4 separate regions of the Homo sapiens genome follow, and all the other regions are linked to region 3. A link is a contact called in ENCODE Hi-C or POLR2A ChIA-PET data. All regions are on one chromosome and are shown on one strand. Each heading gives the region's core, a stretch centred on a gene start or an enhancer-like site at or near the end of the contact. The rest is flanking DNA. Distances are from core to core; before and after follow the strand shown.

What was found. Hi-C counts contacts between places; a loop is a spot of excess contacts on that map. ChIA-PET counts read pairs that join two places held with the same protein, here RNA polymerase II (POLR2A). Pooled maps may share reads with other maps.
Region 1: POLR2A ChIA-PET joins it to region 3 with 13 read pairs in HEK293. The contact joins two enhancer-like sites. A Hi-C loop is called at or near these places in 3 of 168 maps with a recorded cell type or tissue (GM12878, HepG2 and Right ventricle myocardium inferior). POLR2A ChIA-PET finds 5 or more read pairs at or near these places in 3 of 52 experiments (HEK293, HepG2 and PC-9).
Region 2: a loop to region 3 is called in a map of heart right ventricle, with 2.1 times the contacts of the local background. The contact joins two enhancer-like sites. A Hi-C loop is called at or near these places in 5 of 168 maps with a recorded cell type or tissue (CD14-positive monocyte, HepG2, Right ventricle myocardium inferior and 2 more) and 2 of 50 pooled maps. POLR2A ChIA-PET finds 5 or more read pairs at or near these places in 3 of 52 experiments (K562, MCF 10A and PC-9).
Region 4: a map of HCT116 shows a loop between it and region 3 (3-fold over the local background). The contact joins the promoter of TIMP3 here to the enhancer-like site in region 3. A Hi-C loop is called at or near these places in 2 of 168 maps with a recorded cell type or tissue (GM12878 and HCT116). POLR2A ChIA-PET finds 5 or more read pairs at or near these places in 2 of 52 experiments (AG04450 and HepG2).

What each region holds. Positions count from the first base shown.
Region 1 is chr22:32,779,252-32,782,217 of GRCh38, forward strand. All of the region lies in intron 6 of SYN3 (synapsin III), which reads right to left. Among named protein-coding and RNA genes, the nearest start is that of TIMP3, 21 kb to the right of the region's middle. Within about 2 kb of position 1,405, at least 6 of the 41 ENCODE cell types and tissues checked have a DNase peak (open chromatin) inside an H3K27ac peak, as active enhancers do; they include PC-9, where a contact is called at or near this core.
Region 2 is chr22:32,699,251-32,702,265 of GRCh38, forward strand. All of the region lies in intron 6 of SYN3 (synapsin III), which reads right to left. Among named protein-coding and RNA genes, the nearest start is that of TIMP3, 100 kb to the right of the region's middle. Within about 2 kb of position 1,383, at least 9 of the 41 ENCODE cell types and tissues checked have a DNase peak (open chromatin) inside an H3K27ac peak, as active enhancers do; they include PC-9 and heart right ventricle, where a contact is called at or near this core.
Region 3 is chr22:32,743,691-32,746,657 of GRCh38, forward strand. All of the region lies in intron 6 of SYN3 (synapsin III), which reads right to left. Among named protein-coding and RNA genes, the nearest start is that of TIMP3, 57 kb to the right of the region's middle. Within about 2 kb of position 1,646, at least 10 of the 41 ENCODE cell types and tissues checked have a DNase peak (open chromatin) inside an H3K27ac peak, as active enhancers do; they include HCT116, PC-9 and heart right ventricle, where a contact is called at or near this core.
Region 4 is chr22:32,800,260-32,803,225 of GRCh38, forward strand. It overlaps TIMP3 (TIMP metallopeptidase inhibitor 3), which reads left to right and starts at 1,446. Exons shown (of 5, transcript NM_000362.5): 1 at 1,446-1,863. The coding sequence starts at 1,743. The region is part of intron 6 of SYN3 (synapsin III); the gene reads right to left.

The DNA.
Region 1 (2,966 bases), core at 155-2,654, 35 kb after region 3:
GAGTTTGAGACCAGCCTGGACAACATGGCAAAAACCCATCTCTACTAAAAATACACAAATTAGCCGGGCATGATGGTACACGCCTGCAGTCCCAGCTACTCAGGAGGCTGAGGCAGGACAATCACTTGAACCTGGGAGGCGGAGGTTGCAGTGAGCCGAGATGGCGCCACTGCACTCCAGCCTGGGCAACAGCGTGAGATTCTGTCTCGAAAAACAAAAACAAACAAACAAATCTATGAAGCAACCATACAAGAGACATCACTAGTCACCCCTCATTAAGTTTCTTCCACAAACCAGATTGTCTCATTTAATCTTCGCTGCAACTCTCCGAAGCGGGCATTATTATTCCCACTTTACAAGAGAGGAAACCTTGGCTCTGAGCAGTGTAATGACTTACCCAGGGGCACTCAGCTGGCTAGTTGCAGAGCTGGGAATCAAACCCAAGCTGTGCTTTTCTCCCAAATGCCCAGTCTCCCCAGGGGATGCATGAATAGGAAAAACAGGACCTTACGTACTTTGCAGGTTACTACCGTGATGTCCTTGCTAGCGACTCCTCCACGCTTTAGTACCATCAAGGGTCCAGGTTGGGCAAGTACTCGAACCTCCATTCTGCCCTGGGATAACCTGGGCAGAAAAGCCAAACACAGCAGGGGAGCAGGAACAAAGCGCTCCCTTTTATGGTGAGGCGGTGCAAACCTCTGCATCTGCCTCCAGGCCTTGCCAAGGCCCACAGAGAAATGGCCTGCCCTAAAGATTGCAGTGAGCTGAGATTGCGCCACTGCACTCCAGCCTGGGTGACAGAGTGAGATTCTGTCTCAAAAAAAAAAAGAGAGAGAAAAAAAGAGAAAAAAAACAGAAATGGCCTGCCCTGACTGAGCCCGAAGCCTTCTGCCCTGATCTCTGCTTTTCTTTGTGTACCTGTCTGGTTACAAAGGAAGCAGCTGCCAGCTCACTGGTGTGGGACGCCATGTCTGGTCTGTGCTTTGCTGAACTGTGCTGGAATTTCACGGGCTGAAGCTGGCCCTGGGGGGTGCCGGGAGGTGAATGAGAGAAGTGTCTCAGGAGTGTTGTTCTGGGGGCTAAAATTACAGGTGATCGGACAACTGCTGTAGGAGATGGAGACAGAGCAGCACCTGAGTTGACTCTAAAACCAGAGGGCCTCTGTGCAGTGCGCTGTTGGCCGCTCTGGTTTCCTTTTCGCATCTCTGCAGCCCTTGGTATTTTCTACCTGTGTTATCAGAGAATCTCTGGCTGAGGACCCTGGAAATTTCTGCCCCCATCTCCACCCTTGGAAGCCTTTCCACAAAGAGCTTTGTAATTCACCAGGTGCCTTGCATATGGGAGGGATTACACCTTGACCTCAAATATTTGCTGTTTTCGTCACTGGCTCAGAGCCTGGGCACTGAAATAACACTGCATGGTTGGAATCCTGGCTCCCTGACTTACCAGCTGCATGACCTTGGACAATCTACTGAACTTCCTGTGCCTTAGTTTCTTTATCCTTAAAATGGAGGTAATAATAATATTAACCACAATGTAGGCTTGTTATTATAAGGATTAAATGATTTCATGTAGGTAAGGCACTTAGCAGTACCCAGCGTAATAAGCACTTAATGAGAGCAACTTGGTATTATTGCCTGCCTGCCTGCCTGCCTTCCTTGCTTCCTTCCTTCCTTCCTTCCTTTCCTTCCTTCCTTCCTTCCTTCCTTCCTTCCTTCCTTCCTTCCCTCCTTCCTTCCTCTCTCTCACCCCCTTCTTTCTTTCTTTCTCTCTCTCTTTTTTCTTTCTTTCCCCTCCCTCCCTCCCTCCCTTCCTCCCTCCCTCCCTTCCATCCTCCCTTCCTCCCTTCTTCCTTCTCTGCATCCCTCCTTTCAATAAACAAATCCTTTTAAATTGTATAAAGCCCTGGAACTACCAAGACCTGCAAGGCTCAATAGCTCGTAGTCTTGTCCAAGGTTCCACAGACAGAAAATGGACTCACTGGGAAGTGCCATCTTTTAGGAATTCACTCTTATCTGACTCCTCCATCATCCTCCCTCTCACCCTCATGGTGCCTAGCATAGTACCTTATAGAACAAGTACATCCTCAATAAATCCCTGAGAGCCTGAATAGATGATGGTGGTTAAGGACACAAAGCTTAGGGAGCAAGGCTATGTGGGTTTAAATCCTGACTCTATCACCAATAGGCTACATGGCCTTGGACGAGTTACCTAACCTCTCTGGGTTTCAGTTTTCCCCACCTATAAATTGGCATTACGATAATGCACTTACCCCACAGGGCTGGGCTCAGGCTTAAAGGAATTAATAATAAAATGTTTATATCAGTGCTTGGCACATAGTAGGTGTTACTTAGGTGTTTGCTATTATTATTATATTAGCAAACACCTAAGGAGGTGTTACTTAGGTGTTTGCTAATATTATTATTATTATTAATATTATTATTATTATTGTTGTTGTTGTTGATTGGCTGAGCTAGGGCTGAGACACAATTGCTATTTGAGAGTCTCCCAGTTCATTTTCTGATACTTTTCTCCTCCAGGACTGCCTTAGGATTCTTGGGCACAGAGAATTGGATTACTGAGTAGATTTACAGCAGACTATGCTTCTCCTCCTCCTTTTTCATTCTCTTACAAAACAGTTTTCTTTTTTAAACAGAACAGACAAGCAATGTCAAAGATTTCTTATTTCGCAATGAAGTTTTCCTTCCATGTGTTCTCCTCTTTCTATCTTCTCAGAAGGTTGTTTTTTCCCCTTCAGAACTTTTTTTCTGAAGGAAAATTCCATAGTAAGAAGGAAACAAAATAAGTTTCAGGCTCTGTAATTTTTTTTTTTTTTTGACAAAGTTTCACCTTGTCGCCCAGGCTGGAGTGCAATGGCATGATCTCGGCTCACTGCAAACTCTGCCTCCTGGTTTCAAGCGATTCTCTTGCCTCAGCCTCCCAAGTAGCTGGGATTACAGGCGGGT
Region 2 (3,015 bases), core at 133-2,632, 45 kb before region 3:
GGGTGTGGACAGCCCCTGGCATGTAGGCTGAAGTTGGTTCTGACAACCCAGACCTCCACATGGGCCGTTGGGCTCCCCTGAACCCTGCTGGGCTCAGTTCAGGAGAAATGCTCTTGCCAATGGGCAGGGAGGCTTAGCATTCCACCCCTGCTCTTTTAATCCCCTCTGTGCAGGAATGTTCCACTGCAGAGACAGCAGAGCTTGCAGAGACAGGAGGTGGTGCCAAAAGGGAGAGAGTGGTGGAGAAACAGTTTTGATGAGATTTAGGGTGGTGTGTGTGCAGGGATGGGGGTAGGTGCTGAGTTAGGCTCTACCATGGACTCACTGTGTGACCTTGACCAAGTCACATTGCTCTCGGGGCCCAATTTGTTTACCTTCAAAAGATGAGGATAGACAAAAAAGATACAAGATTCATTTCTGGATAAAGCTGTAAAATTCTAAAAGCTGTTTTACTTGTGAAGTCCAAAGTAAGATTCTGTTTTTCATCTACAGGGCCTCTCCTCTAGAGAGATTTGTATACAAGTGCATTTGTAGGAAACAGGGTGTCTGTCTTAATGGGAATATCAGAGTCTACCTCTCATCTCAGTTCTAGAATTTTAAGCACCTTGAGGCAAGGTCTATGACTCATACCGCCCAGGACATAGAATTCCTCTGAATGTAATAAATAGAAGAGCACTTTGAGGTCATCGAATCCAATCTTCTTAGTTTTAGATGGGGGATAATGGGACCAGAGAAGGGAAGTTGTTCTCTCAATATTATACAATGAATCTCAGGCCCGGAACTCAGGTTCTCTGCTCCTAGAACAAAGCTTGTTCCAACAATCGAAAATTTCTGCCTGAAATTTTGTATACGGTCTCTGAATTCCAAGGCTTTCAGATGCTTCCTCTTTTTAAAATAGGCTTGACTCCTCCCTCCTTTGGGCAACTTTCAGGTTAACTCAGGGATTGACTATGGAGACTATAAGAGTCTTAAGCTCATGTGAAGTCTGTGAAATTCCACAGGCTTAAAGTATCCCTTGGGAATCTGAGAGATTTTGCCCAAGTAGCCCAAGCCTTGGACAGCAGCCTCCCTGGAAGGGATGTGGCTCCTGCATTATCTGGTCCCAACTCCAGCTCCAGGATAGGATCTCTGAGCTGACATAATACGGCCCTATTGTAAACAAGGGAGGGTCATGACCCTCCACAAATGACTAACATGCTAATTTGAAAAGTCTGCCTGGACTAGAAAAACAAACAAGAACAATGAAATTTAAGGCAACATTTTAGACAACCAGGAGGCAAGGGGAAACTCAGAAACATGAAAAAAGGAGTCCCCAACAGCTATTGTCCCTTTCATAAACACTCACTAAGCACCGGTCACGTGCCAACCAATGCATCAGCCAACACAAGAGGAAAACACATCAAGCCAGCCCTCTAAGACCTCACAATTCTAGGGGATTAGACAAGCACTCATATGGCCAGTGCTTCTAGGCTGTAAATGAAAAATAGCTTTAAACACCATGTAATAGGAAGCAGCCTCAGCCCAGATTTCTGTATTGAACTTCAGACCAGCAGCCTGCCTAACATCAACCACTTGGATGTCTCATAGGTAACGCATCTTCAAAACAGATCTCATGGTTTTTCACCCCAAATTTCCACTGTTCTGTTAGAATAAGTGACACCATCATTTACTCAGTTGCTCATTCCAGAAATGGGAATCATCCTCGATAACTACTTCTCCCTCGTTAACTCCTCATATTCATTCAATCAATCCCTAAGTCCTATAAATTCTAAACATATTTTAAATATGCCCCATCTTAACTGCTGCTTCCCTGAAAGCAAGTCAACATGATCACTTTTCTCAACAGACTCAGAATTAGCCTTCTAGAATCCACTGTTGTTTCTAATCTGTTCTCTGCAGAGTAATAATAAGACTGATTTTTAAAGAAACACACACAGTTGATTGAGTCACACTCTTGCTTAAAAAGCTTCAATGAGGACTTGTGATTCCATCCATGAATAATTAGCTGTTACAGAAACTGCCCTCCCACTGATGCAATTACTTAACTGCTCATCAGAACAAAATCTAGTATTCTTGAAATACACACAACAAAATCCACCACCTAAGAACATAAAAATCACAATACCCAGCATCCAGTAAAAAATTACCAGGTATGTAAGAAAGCAGAAAAATATAACCCATAACCAGGAGAAAAATGAATCAACAGAATCAGATCAAGAAATTATAAGAAGGTTGAATTTGTAGACAAGGACCATTAAAAAGCTGCTATTAAGTCTTACAAATATGTCCAAGGATATAAAGAAAAACATGAAGCTGATGAAGAAAGAGGTTAAAGATGTAAAAGGATGCTCATAGAATTTATAGAGATAAAACATATAATATCTGAAATGAAAAATACATTTAAGTGAAATTAAATGCAAATTATATACTATAGAAGACAACTGAAGTTGAAGCTGTAGCAATAGAATCTACCCAATATAAAGCACAGAAAAACAAAACAAAACAAACAGTGCCGCAGTGAGCTGTGGAACAATAGCAAACAGTCTGACATTATGTGTTATTGGAATCCCAGAAGAAGAGAGGGGAGTACAGAAAAAATTATGAAAATATTAATGAAAAAAATGTTTCCAAACAATGGAAATTTTAAACCCAAGAAGCTCAATGAACCTGAAATAAGAAGAAAAAACACAAAGAAAACCATACTGAGGAACTTATTTTTGTGTGTGTGATTTAAGTATTTTCTTGATTTTCTTTCAGGAATAAATTCATGTATTTATTTTCAATATTTTGGTAACACATAATAGATATGGACAATGTAGACAGTAAACAACAAATCTAATTATTTACGTATTATCTTCTGAAGCGTAGAGACTTAGTGACAGGAATGTCTAATCCATTGTTGAGCTCATTGATTCCCAAGATAAAAATAAAGTAATAGAAGCATCGGCCAGGCGCTATGGCTCATGCCTGTAATCCCAGCACTTTGGGAGGCTGAGGCGGGTGGATCACGAGGTC
Region 3 (2,967 bases), core at 396-2,895:
TCTAATTTGCACAGATGAGCTTGAAGGCCCGCCTGGGAGGTCAACATCTCCTCCCTCTCCTGTTCCTTCCCTCCTGGAGACTGGGCGGCCTGAGGCAACTGCAGAAGGCAATGAGTTGGTCTTCCTGGGGTCCAAGCCTCCTTTTGGGGGCCTCTTTTTCATCTTGGTGGCAACTGTTTCCCTCCAGAGGCTACAGGTGTCATGGAAAACCCAGCTCTGGACTCAAACAGACCTAGGTTTGAATCCTGACTCATCACTACTACCTGCGTGATCTTGAGCAAATGAATTTTCAGAGAGAATAAGAGGTACCACACCAGCCGGGTGGAGGGATTATTCATGAGATGATGACCCCTTTCGTGCCCAGGCCACCCCTTGCTCTCACTCCCCCTTCTCAGTGCAAACCTACTGTAGAGAGTGGCTTGTACATCAGTGCCCTCAGGAGTTAAGAGCAGATGCTACCTTCTCTGCATTTTGATAGAGAACAAACAACTCTATGAACGTGTTTACCAGAAGTTTAAGCAAATCTCTTTCCCTCGTTGGGGACTCATTTTTCCCTTCAAAATGTGGAAATGGATGGCAGACCTAGATGATTCCAGAAATTATTCTGAGTCTGAGAGACTGGGCACTCCCAGGAGCCCAGTCCAAGCTAAATTGTAATAGACAAATCACCAACGGGAAGCGATCTATGAGAGCCGTTCCCTGTTATTCCAGCTCTACTCATTAATGCCTGCTTCTTACCTAACAGTATGCTGGGTATCGAGTGAGCTAACAGGCCGTGTAATAATAGCTAAATGTCACCATTCCTGAGGGCCTAGTGTGCTAAGAAATTCATCTATTTAATCTTCAGAACCCAATCCTCTCCTTATCTTCATTTCACAGGTTAATAAGTAAGAGACGGTCAAATGCAAATTTGGGTCTAGTGGACCCTCAAGTCCATGCTTTCACCCAACATGCTACTGTGAGTGTCTCTCTCTTACCGCAGGACTCTGTCAACCCGGAGAAGCAGCTCACTGTGTCGGTAAGGAGACAGGATGTTGGGCAGAAACCCCGCTGAGAACTAACACCACCACCACCACCACCAAGGGCAAGCTCAGGAACAATGATGGTGTGGGCGATTGCCCACGCAGCAGGGTGGTCTGACAAGAGGGCAGACCCAGGCAGAAAAGACACACAGAGACCGGCAGGGAGCAGAGAGAGGAGAGTGGGAGAGCCGGGGAGTCGGGCTTGTCCAGGAAGACTTTCTGGAAGGTGAAGGAAGGAAAGCAATGTTTACGGGGCACCCAGCACTCTGTGCTAGGCATTTCAGAGAAGTGATTTCATTTATCAAAATGTTAGGATGGCTCTGTGAGGGAAGAAACGGCACTCTTCTGACGGGTTAGGAATGATGGGCTGGGAAAGGGAATCAGTGGTGCAGAAGTTCACTGCTAGGAACCAGGAGGAGCCAGGATTTGAATCCAGCCAGCAGGGATGAGGGTCTCTCTCTCTCTAAACTCTGCGCTCCCAGCACCCAGCTTCCCATCCAGAGCAGATGGAGAGCCTGGACTTTTGCTTTCACTGATATTGGCTCCTGTTCCCCATGCACACCCTCAGCTCCCCCAGCTTAAGTGGGTTGTGAAGTCACCGCCTGTCTTTCCTGCCAGCTGCTTCAGCCTCAGGCCGCACATCTGGAGGGTGGGACTCCACCCGTCTTCAAACCAGATGTTCGGGGGTGGAGGGGGTGGATGGCGGACTGTCACTGACCAATGCCTCCTGTTTGTCTCTTCTCTGGTAATCCTCTTTCCTTTCTTGTCCAGGGAATGTGCAGCTTTGGGCAGGGGCCTTGTCAGATTCCCTCAGTAGCTTCCCCCTCCCACTGCTCCGGGAACTGGTGACTGGAAACTCGGAGAGGTCTGCAAGACGCAGCCACTGCACGGCCCTGGGTTAGTCACAGCAAAGGTATTTGGCACCTCCAAGTACCTGCAGAGCCTTCCTGGGAGGGGAAGGGGAAGAGAGGAGACAGAGGCAGAGAGAGAAACGGACACGTACACCCAGATAGAGAGCAGAGAAAAACACAGAGGTGGGGAGAGAATAAGAGGCAGAAGGGAGAAAAAAGCAATATGGAGAAAGAAACGCAGACAGGAATAGAGGCAGAAAGCCAGGAAGAGAGCGAGGAGGACAGAGGCAGGATCAAAAGGCAGGAAAGAGAAGACGCTCCAGCCAGCGTGGTGCCGACCAGTCATTCCTGCTGCTTAGAAGGCAATTTTATAAAAGAAAAGAGGAGAGGACAAGGAAACAGTTACTCCTAAGTAATGAAATTGACTTTCCAGTTTGAAGTTGGATGTTGACTCAGGGCTCTTTGACTTTTGAAATCAATTTTTCAGTTTCATAGTCACCTCTTAAGAATTGTTGTCCAAACTCAGTTTCCTTATCTGTAAAACAAGTTAAGTGACGGTCAGTTCACAGAGTTGCTATGAGGACTGAGCGGGTTGCAGGAGCCCACATAGACTGTGAGATGCTGCACAAGGATCAGGTCCACGGTTGCAGCCTAAGGGGCAGAAGAAAAGGAGCTCCAAGAATCCCCCTTTGGGTTGACTTTTATGACCAGCTGGTGCCCTTTCCCAGACAGTTGGTCTGATTGGAAATGGATCCCCAAGAAGAAAACATTAATCTTCACATAAAAGATGCCCAATATTTTCAGTAGATCCAGCTGGGTAACCATGAGAAAGTCACTTCAGCTCTCTGGGTCTCTTTGAAATGACAGCTGGACTAAATAATATTTTAAAGCTACCTTTAGCTTAAAGCGTGGACAAACCCATGACCACAGGGATGAGGAGGTGCTAGTGTGGTGAAGGCTTCACCATGGGATGAAGGCTTTCATATTTGGATGTGACTGGGTGAGGGTTGGGCTCTTCTCAGATGTCCCTTCCTCCAGGAAGCCTTCTCTGATTCTTCCAGCACAGGTACAGTGTCTTCCTCTGGGCCCCCAGT
Region 4 (2,966 bases), core at 196-2,695, 56 kb after region 3:
AAAGGGAAAGAGACAAAAGTGTAGAAAGATGGAAGATCCCAGCTGCAAATGGCCATTTGCAGTTAGATGGAACAGCTGCTGACGTTCAGGGAAATGCATGTCTCTCTTCAGATGGGAAGGAGCAGTGGAAAGGGGTGACGAGTTCCTGGCTGGCCACCAATCATCCCATCTTTCTGTGCCGGTTCCTCATCTGGAAAGTGGGAGTGATACTTGTGCTTGCTTTTCCTACCCACAAAGATTATTGTGAGAGCTATAATACGGTGAGATACAGAATCCTGCTTTTAAAAATACAAAGCAGAATCAAGATGTCAATAATAAGGATAGTAATTGTGTTAGTTATCTGCAATCATCTATTATAGCTAGTCGTCTAGGATCCTGGATCGTTCTCCTGGTTTTACTACAGTTTTGGATCAGCTCACCCCCAAATCCCTTGCTGAAGGGTGGAGCTCTGTCAGCCATGGGCAGGGAACCACTTCCTCTTGCCTTTCTACTTTCTGTCTTTCAAACATGCCCAGGGTCTTTGCACTTGCTGTTCCCCCTGCCTGGTACCTCTCTCCTGTGGCTTGCCCCAGAGCTGATCCTTGTCTTTGTCCACTTCTCAGCGAGGATGGCACTTCAGGGAGCCCTTCCCTTACTATCGCAGAGAGAGCAGGCCCTCCCCAGTCATGTCCAACCCAGAACTCTGTTTTGTTTTCTTCATAGCCCTAGCATCACAGAAAATCACCCTGTGCATTCATGGATGTCCACGGGGGCAAGGGCTTTGTGTTGCTTAACCCAGCATCCTGAACCGTGTTTGTTGAATGAATACAGAACCCCGTTTGCTCTGGGAGAGCACAGAAAACAGTCTTCTATCATATATCATAGCCAGCTGCAAACAGCAGATGGCTTCCCATATCCCAGAGAGTAAGAACCAGAGAGAGAGAGAAAGAGAGAGAGTTTGGGTCTTTCTCCTCTGTGCCTGCTCTCTCCAGAGAAACTGGAGGGGTAGCAGTTAGCATTCCCCCGCTGGTTCCACCAAGCACAGTCAAGGTCTCTAGGACATGGCCACCCCTCACCTGTGGAAGCGGTCCTGCTGGGGTGGGTGGGTGTTAGTTGGTTCTGGTTTGGGTCAGAGACACCCAGTGGCCCAGGTGGGCGTGGGGCCAGGGCGCAGACGAGAAGGGGCACGAGGGCTCCGCTCCGAGGACCCAGCGGCAAGCACCGGTCCCGGGCGCGCCCCAGCCCACCCACTCGCGTGCCCACGGCGGCATTATTCCCTATAAGGATCTGAACGATCCGGGGGCGGCCCCGCCCCGTTACCCCTTGCCCCCGGCCCCGCCCCCTTTTTGGAGGGCCGATGAGGTAATGCGGCTCTGCCATTGGTCTGAGGGGGCGGGCCCCAACAGCCCGAGGCGGGGTCCCCGGGGGCCCAGCGCTATATCACTCGGCCGCCCAGGCAGCGGCGCAGAGCGGGCAGCAGGCAGGCGGCGGGCGCTCAGACGGCTTCTCCTCCTCCTCTTGCTCCTCCAGCTCCTGCTCCTTCGCCGGGAGGCCGCCCGCCGAGTCCTGCGCCAGCGCCGAGGCAGCCTCGCTGCGCCCCATCCCGTCCCGCCGGGCACTCGGAGGGCAGCGCGCCGGAGGCCAAGGTTGCCCCGCACGGCCCGGCGGGCGAGCGAGCTCGGGCTGCAGCAGCCCCGCCGGCGGCGCGCACGGCAACTTTGGAGAGGCGAGCAGCAGCCCCGGCAGCGGCGGCAGCAGCGGCAATGACCCCTTGGCTCGGGCTCATCGTGCTCCTGGGCAGCTGGAGCCTGGGGGACTGGGGCGCCGAGGCGTGCACATGCTCGCCCAGCCACCCCCAGGACGCCTTCTGCAACTCCGACATCGGTAAGCGCTCCTGGTGCCCCGCCCGAGCCCCACGCTGCAGCCAGGACTGCAGCGCTGCTTAGGGAGGCAGGGCGAGCCCCACTCCTTTCCTCTGCCCCAGGAGAGGGGCAGACGGGGTTGGGGCGGAGTGGAGAAACTCGATGTCCTTGGGCGGGGGCGCTGGCATAGCTGAGAGGGGAAGATGCCCTGCAGAGGAAACTCACAGTGGCTGAGGGAGCCCCTGGCCGCCTTTGCTTTCCTAACTTAGGTCGTGAGGTTCCTACCGGTCCTTTTGACATCTGGAAAATGTCCCCATTCACTACTAACGGAGGAAGGGCTAGAAGAGAAGGGTGGGGAAAGGGTTCCCAAAACTTGGAATGCTAACTAAAGTGCTGGGAAATTGAATAGTTAAAAAAAAAAAAAAAAGTTGCCCGCCATGTGCACGGAAAGTTGCAGGAGAAACTTGGAGTACTCCGAGTCTGCATCATCTCCTGCGCCTATGAAATTCATTCTTTTCACTGAGACCCAACCCAGCTGCAGGCTTCCCAGGCAAGCGCTAACCGAGCTTCTGGGACTGCCAAGTTTGGGTGGATTTAAGGGGGAAAATGAGGAGAAAGCTGTGGCATTGACCCACGCCCTGGAGGCACTGTGTTTGAGAGTGTTGATAGCCAGCAGAAGGTGCGAGGGGTCACTCACCACATAGCTGTGAAAATTCACAGGAAGGCTATTTTTTTCCCCCTTGAATGTGTGTGGGGAGGGGGAGAATGGGTAGTGGAAAACAGATTTGTCACCAAAAGAACAAACCTGCCAAGGGTCACATCACGGTGACAGTTCCAGACTGGACTTAGTGTCTTGAGTAGAGAGACCCTGTAAAGAGACCTCCTACTCCTTAGTGTGTATGGAGGGCCCCGAGAGCATCCTGGGAGGCTTGTCTGGGAGTGTTTGGGACACTTGTGTTTGGATGGCTAAAGGTGGAGTGGCATCTGGGAAACATCTCTCTCCTCCTTTCCAGCCCATAAAGCGTGCAAGTCCAGTGGCTCTGCTGGGAGAGTGTGTGTGTGTGCACTGGGCTGGGCTGGGCGGTGGGGTGGGACAGCCTTGCCGCCCTCTGCCTGTGTCGATTC